Linked DNA regions of Homo sapiens: region 2 is linked to region 1. A link is a loop called in an ENCODE intact Hi-C map of the cell type or tissue named here. Cell type or tissue: mammary epithelial cell. All regions are shown on one strand.

The links. A loop is a pair of places that touch in the nucleus more often than their neighbours do. Peaks named below come from ENCODE experiments on the same cell type or tissue, not always from the same donor. Only the 100,000 strongest peaks of a DNase experiment are listed, where the experiment ranks them.
Region 2: it touches region 1 in a loop (7-fold over the local background); 11 of 110 quality-filtered maps call a loop at or near these places.

The regions. Positions count from the first base shown.
Region 1 is chr16:31,441,743-31,444,242 of GRCh38, reverse strand. It overlaps ZNF843 (zinc finger protein 843), which reads left to right and starts at 1,454. Exons shown (of 2, transcript NM_001136509.3): 1 at 1,454-1,607. RefSeq lists a silencer at 1,438-1,647 and an enhancer at 1,032-1,827. In mammary epithelial cell, a CTCF peak has its summit at 1,042 (motif pointing right); a DNase peak (open chromatin) is centred at 1,092; H3K4me3 peaks cover 854 bases; H3K27ac peaks cover 420 bases.
Region 2 is chr16:31,094,841-31,097,340 of GRCh38, reverse strand. LOC124903680 (zinc finger protein ENSP00000375192-like) reads left to right here and starts at 1,336. Exons shown (of 1, transcript XM_047435012.1): 1 at 1,336-2,457. The coding sequence starts at 1,963. The coding sequence ends at 2,457. RefSeq lists enhancers at 1,376-1,555, 2,071-2,120, 2,171-2,220, 2,251-2,430. In mammary epithelial cell, a CTCF peak has its summit at 1,316 (motif pointing right); a DNase peak (open chromatin) is centred at 2,490; H3K4me3 peaks cover 229 bases.

The DNA.
Region 1 (2,500 bases):
ACATTGTGCTAAGCTCTTCACTTGGCTTATCTCCTTGAATCTTCCCAGCAACCTTATGAGGTAAGTAGGTGCTGTTATTATTGCCATGTTACAGATGAAGAAATTGAGATACAGAGATTAGATTCACCAAACTGCCCAAACTCCCACAGCTATTAACTGGTGGAACCAGGAATCAAACTCAGTAGGGTGTGCATATAATATACTTTGGGTGGTGGTGGTTGTTGTTGTTGTTGTTGTTGTTGTTGTTGTTGTTGTTGTTTTGAGACAGGGTTTCACTCTTTCACCCAGGCTGGAGTGCAGTGGCATGATCTGCAACCTCTGCAACACTGCAACCTCTGCCTCCTGGGTTCAAGCGATTCTCCTGCCTCAGTCTCCTAAGTAGCTGGGATTACAGGTGTGCACCACCATACCCGGCTAATTTTTGTATTTTTAGTAGAATAATTTTTGTATTTTTAGTTTCACCATGTTGGCCAGGCTGGTCTCGAACTCCTGACCTCAACTGATCCACTACCCTTGCCCTCCCAAAGTGCTGGGATTACAGGCGTGAGCCACCGCGTCTAGCTTTTTTTTTTTTTTTTTTTTTTTTTAAGAGACATGGTCTTGCTCTGTTGCCCAGGCTGGAGTGCAGAGGTGTCACCATAGCTCACTGCACCTTCAACCTCCTGGGCTCAAGTGATCCTCCCACTTAAGCATCCTGAGTAGCTGGGACCACAGGCGCCCACCACCAAGTCCGGCTAAATTTTAATTTTTTTTTGTAGAGATGGGGGTCTCGCTTTGTTGCCCAGGCTGATCCCTAACTCCTGGCCTCAAGCAGTCCTCCCGCCTTGGCCTCCCAAAGTGTTGGGATTACAGGCGTGAGCCACTGCGCTCAGTCTGTGTATCCTGATTACTAAATTTTGGGGTGTCTCCTTAAATTCTGTGCCAGAAGCCAGTGCCTCACTCGCCCTACCCTAATTCCACCCATCCCGGTGACCCAATGTCCCCGTTCAACCTGCACCATGGCGCTTCCCAGCCCCGCTCCTAGCGCCTCCTCCCGCCCCTAGGGGTCGCCGTCGCGCCGTCATTCCCTTCCTTCGATGCCCGGGCGAGACGCGCAAAAGGTGGGAGGAGGAGAGGCCCGCGTGTGTGCATGCGCATGGCGCGGACTCCCTCATCCTGGTCAGGGAGTGGAGGGGTTGGGTCTCAGGCAGCTGTTAGCGGAGTCCTCAGTGTCTCGGTCGTTTCTCCCTGTCTTGGTGAGGGCCAGGGGACAGGTCGGGGCAGTATTTGGGGGAAGCGAGAGGCAAGCAGGGCGGGCTGGATACGGAGCGCCCTATGACTGAGGTTAGGGAGGACGCCCGAGACCCCCGGCATCCTAGTCCTGGGCCGTGGGCTCCGGACGCCGGGCCAGGACGCCTCCAGCTCCCAGGGTCCCTTGCGGGGACCATGTTTCCCCACAGGCCCCGCGGCTGCCGGGTCCTCGCCACGTCCCCTTCCCGGAGCTACGCGCCCGGCTGGGTTCCGATCCGCCGTGTCTCTCGGGGGCGGCTCGCGGGGCAGGGGCGCTCCCGGCTCGGCCGCACGCCCAAGTGTCATGCGGGAGGTACGCGGGCACGGGACCTCACCGGGTAAGAGCGAGCGAAGGGGCCGGGCGCGGTGGCTCACGCCCGTAATCCCAGCACTTTGGGAGGCCGAGGCGGGCGGATCACGAGGTCAGGAGTTCGAGACCAGCGTGGCCAATATAGTGAAATCCCTTCTCTACTAAAAATGCAAAAATTAGCCGGGCGTGGTGGCGGACGCCTGTGGTCCCAGCTACTCGGGAGGCTGAGGCAGGAGAATCGCTTGAACCCGGGAGGCAGGGGTTGCAATGAGCCGAGATCTCGCCACTGCACTCCAGCCTGGGGAACACAGCGAGACTCCGTCTCAAAAATAAATAAATAAATAAATAAATAAATAAATAAAATCGAGCGAAGGGCCGCAGCCCGGGCCCACCGCCTCCACCTGAACACGCGCCTCCGCCGAGCCCCTCGACCCCGCGCCAGGCGAGGCTTGGTGGGGCGTTCCGTGGACCCCACACGCACGTCGGTGTTATCAGGAGGGAAGGGGCGGGCCAACACCTCCACCGCCTTTGCGGCCGGCCGTCCACCCTCCATTCTCCTGCTGGAGCCGTTTCCCAGCGATTCTCCGGCAGTGCTGGCTGCAGCACACCCGGCCCGCCTTAAAATCTCAGCCGCCTCCCCCGTCCCGGAGTCCTCCCCTGGGTTCTGTCCTTAACTGCATCACCGACCCCACATACACACAGGCATGAACACCCATCTTTTCACACGCCCCGTTTGCTTTCTCAGAACTTAGCAGATACTCTTAAGCTGAGAGGGTTTGGTGAGGTTAAAATTTATCTTGTGACATTGAGTCCAGCAGTTCAGAGCCTTGAACACCTCAGTACATGGCCTTGACCTTAGTTTATTACTTCTGTATTCTGCCGGGCGCTGCGGCTCACGTCTGTAATCCCAGCACTTCGGGA
Region 2 (2,500 bases), 350 kb after region 1:
TAGGCAACAGAGCGAGACTCCGTCTCAAAAATAAAAATAAAAATAAATCAATAGAGCCTGGTATGATGGCTCACGCCTATAATCCCAGCACTTTGGGAGGCCCAGGTGGGTGGATCATCTGAGGTCAGGAGTTTGAGACCAGCCTGACCAACATGGAGAAACCCCATCTCTACTAAAAATACAAAAAATTAGCCAGGCGTGGTGGCACATGCCTATAATCCCAGCTACTCAGGAGCCTGAGGCAGGAGAATCGCTTTAACCGGGGAGGTGGAGGTTGCGGTGAGTCGAGATAGCACCATTGCATTCTAGCCTGGGCAACAAGAGCAAAACTCCATCTCAAAAATAAATAAATAAATAGATAGATAGGCTGGGCACGGTGGCTCACGCCTGTAATCCCAGCACTTTGGGAGGCCGAGGTGGGCGGATCACCTGAGGTCAGGAGTTCAAGACCAGCCTGGCCAATATAGCGAAACCCTGTCTCTACTAAAAATTTAAAAAATTAGCCAGGCATGATGGCGGGTGCCTGTAATCCCAGCTACTCGGGAGGCTGAGGCAGGAGAATCTCTCGAACCTGGCAGGCGGAGGTTGCAGTGAGCCGAGATCACACCATTGCACTCCAGTTGGGCAACAAGAGCGAAACTCCACCTCAAAAACAAAATAAAATAAAATAAAATCAGGAGATTGGTCAGCTTAATTCCATCTGCAACCTTAATTCCCTTTTGGCCATTTAACCTATCATATTCACAAGTTCCAGGGATTCATGCAGGGACATCTTTGGTGACCATTATTCTGTCTACCACACTCTCTAGAAGAGAGTAGATGTGAGAAACAGCATCTGGAGAGGGAGGAGCCAGCAGGAGAGGGAAATATCACAGACGCCAGAGGAAGAGAGTTCCCAGAAGGGTAGGTGCAACAGTAAGGGATCCCTCTGGGAAGTCAAGCAAGAGAAGACCTGAAAAACAACCATTGGCCGGGTGCGGTGGCTCACGCCTATAATCCTAGCATTTTGGGAGGCCGAGGTGGGTGGATCACTTGAGGTCAGGAGTTTAAGACAAGCCTGGCCAACATGGTGAAACCCTGTCTCTACTAAAAATACAAAAATTAGCCAGACATGGTGGCAGGCACCTGTAGTCCAAACTACTTGGGAGGCTGAGGCACGAGAACCACTTGAACCCTGGAGGCGGAAGTTGCAGTGAGCCGAGATGGCACCGCTGCACTCCAGCCTGGGCGACAGAGTGAGACTCCGTCTCAAAATAAGTAAATAAATAAATAAATAACCATTGGGTCTAGCGTCTTGGTGACACCAGCCACTAGGTGTCAGGGCAATGCTGGAGGCAGCAGCTAGTTTATGGCGTGGGCAGCAAGGAAGAAGTGAGGAAGTAGAGACTGGGAGTGTAGAATCTTTCCAAAAACTTGAATGTGGAGGGGTAGATGGGATAATGCCGGGAGAGGAGGCTGGTGAAGGACCTCTTAGTGAAGGGAGATTTGTTGCTGTTTCTGAGATGGGAAAGAGAAACAAGTTGCAGTGTAGATGGGGAGGATGGAGAGGTTGAAGGTGTAGGAGAGATGGGTCACCATCAGATGGGACGTCTGTGAAGGAGAGACCTCATCTGGCCCACAGCTTGGAAAGGAGAGACTGACTGTTGAGTTGATGCAAGCTCAGGTGTTGCCAGGCGGGCGCCATGATAGTAGAGAGGTTAGGATACTGTCAAGGGTGTGTGTGGCCAAAGGAGTGGTTCTGTGAATGTATGGGAGAAAGGGAGACCGACCACCAGGAAGCACTGGTGAGGCAGGACCCGGGAGGATGGGAGGCTGCAGCCCGAATGGTGCCTGAAATAGTTTCAGGGGAAATGCTTGGTTCCCGAATCGGATCGCCGTATTCGCTGGATCCCCTGATCCGCTGGTCTCTAGGTCCCGGATGCTGCAATTCTTACAACAGGACTTGGCATAGGGTAAGCGCAAATGCTGTTAACCACACTAACACACTTTTTTTTTTCTTTTTTTTTTTTGAGACAGAGTCTCACTCTGTCGGCCTGGCTGGAGTGCAGTGGCACGATCTCGGCTCACTGCAACCTCCGGCTCCCCGGCTCAAGCAATTCTCCTGCCTCAGCCTCCCGAGTAGCTGGGATTACAGGCATGTGCCACCACGCCCGGCTAATTTTTGTATTTTTAGTTGAGATGGGGTTTCACCATGTTGGCGAGGCTGGTCTTGAACTCCTGACCTCAGGTAATCCGCCAGCCTCGGCCTCCCAAAGTGCTGGGATTACAAGCGTGAGCCACCGTGCCCGGCCAACAGTTTTTAAATCTGTGGAGACTTCATTTCCCTTGATGCCTTGCAGCCGCGCCGACTACAACTCCCATCATGCCTGGCAGCCGCTGGGGCCGCGATTCCGCACGTCCCTTACCCGCTTCACTAGTCCCGGCATTCTTCGCTGTTTTCCTAACTCGCCCGCTTGACTAGCGCCCTGGAACAGCCATTTGGGTCGTGGAGTGCGAGCAC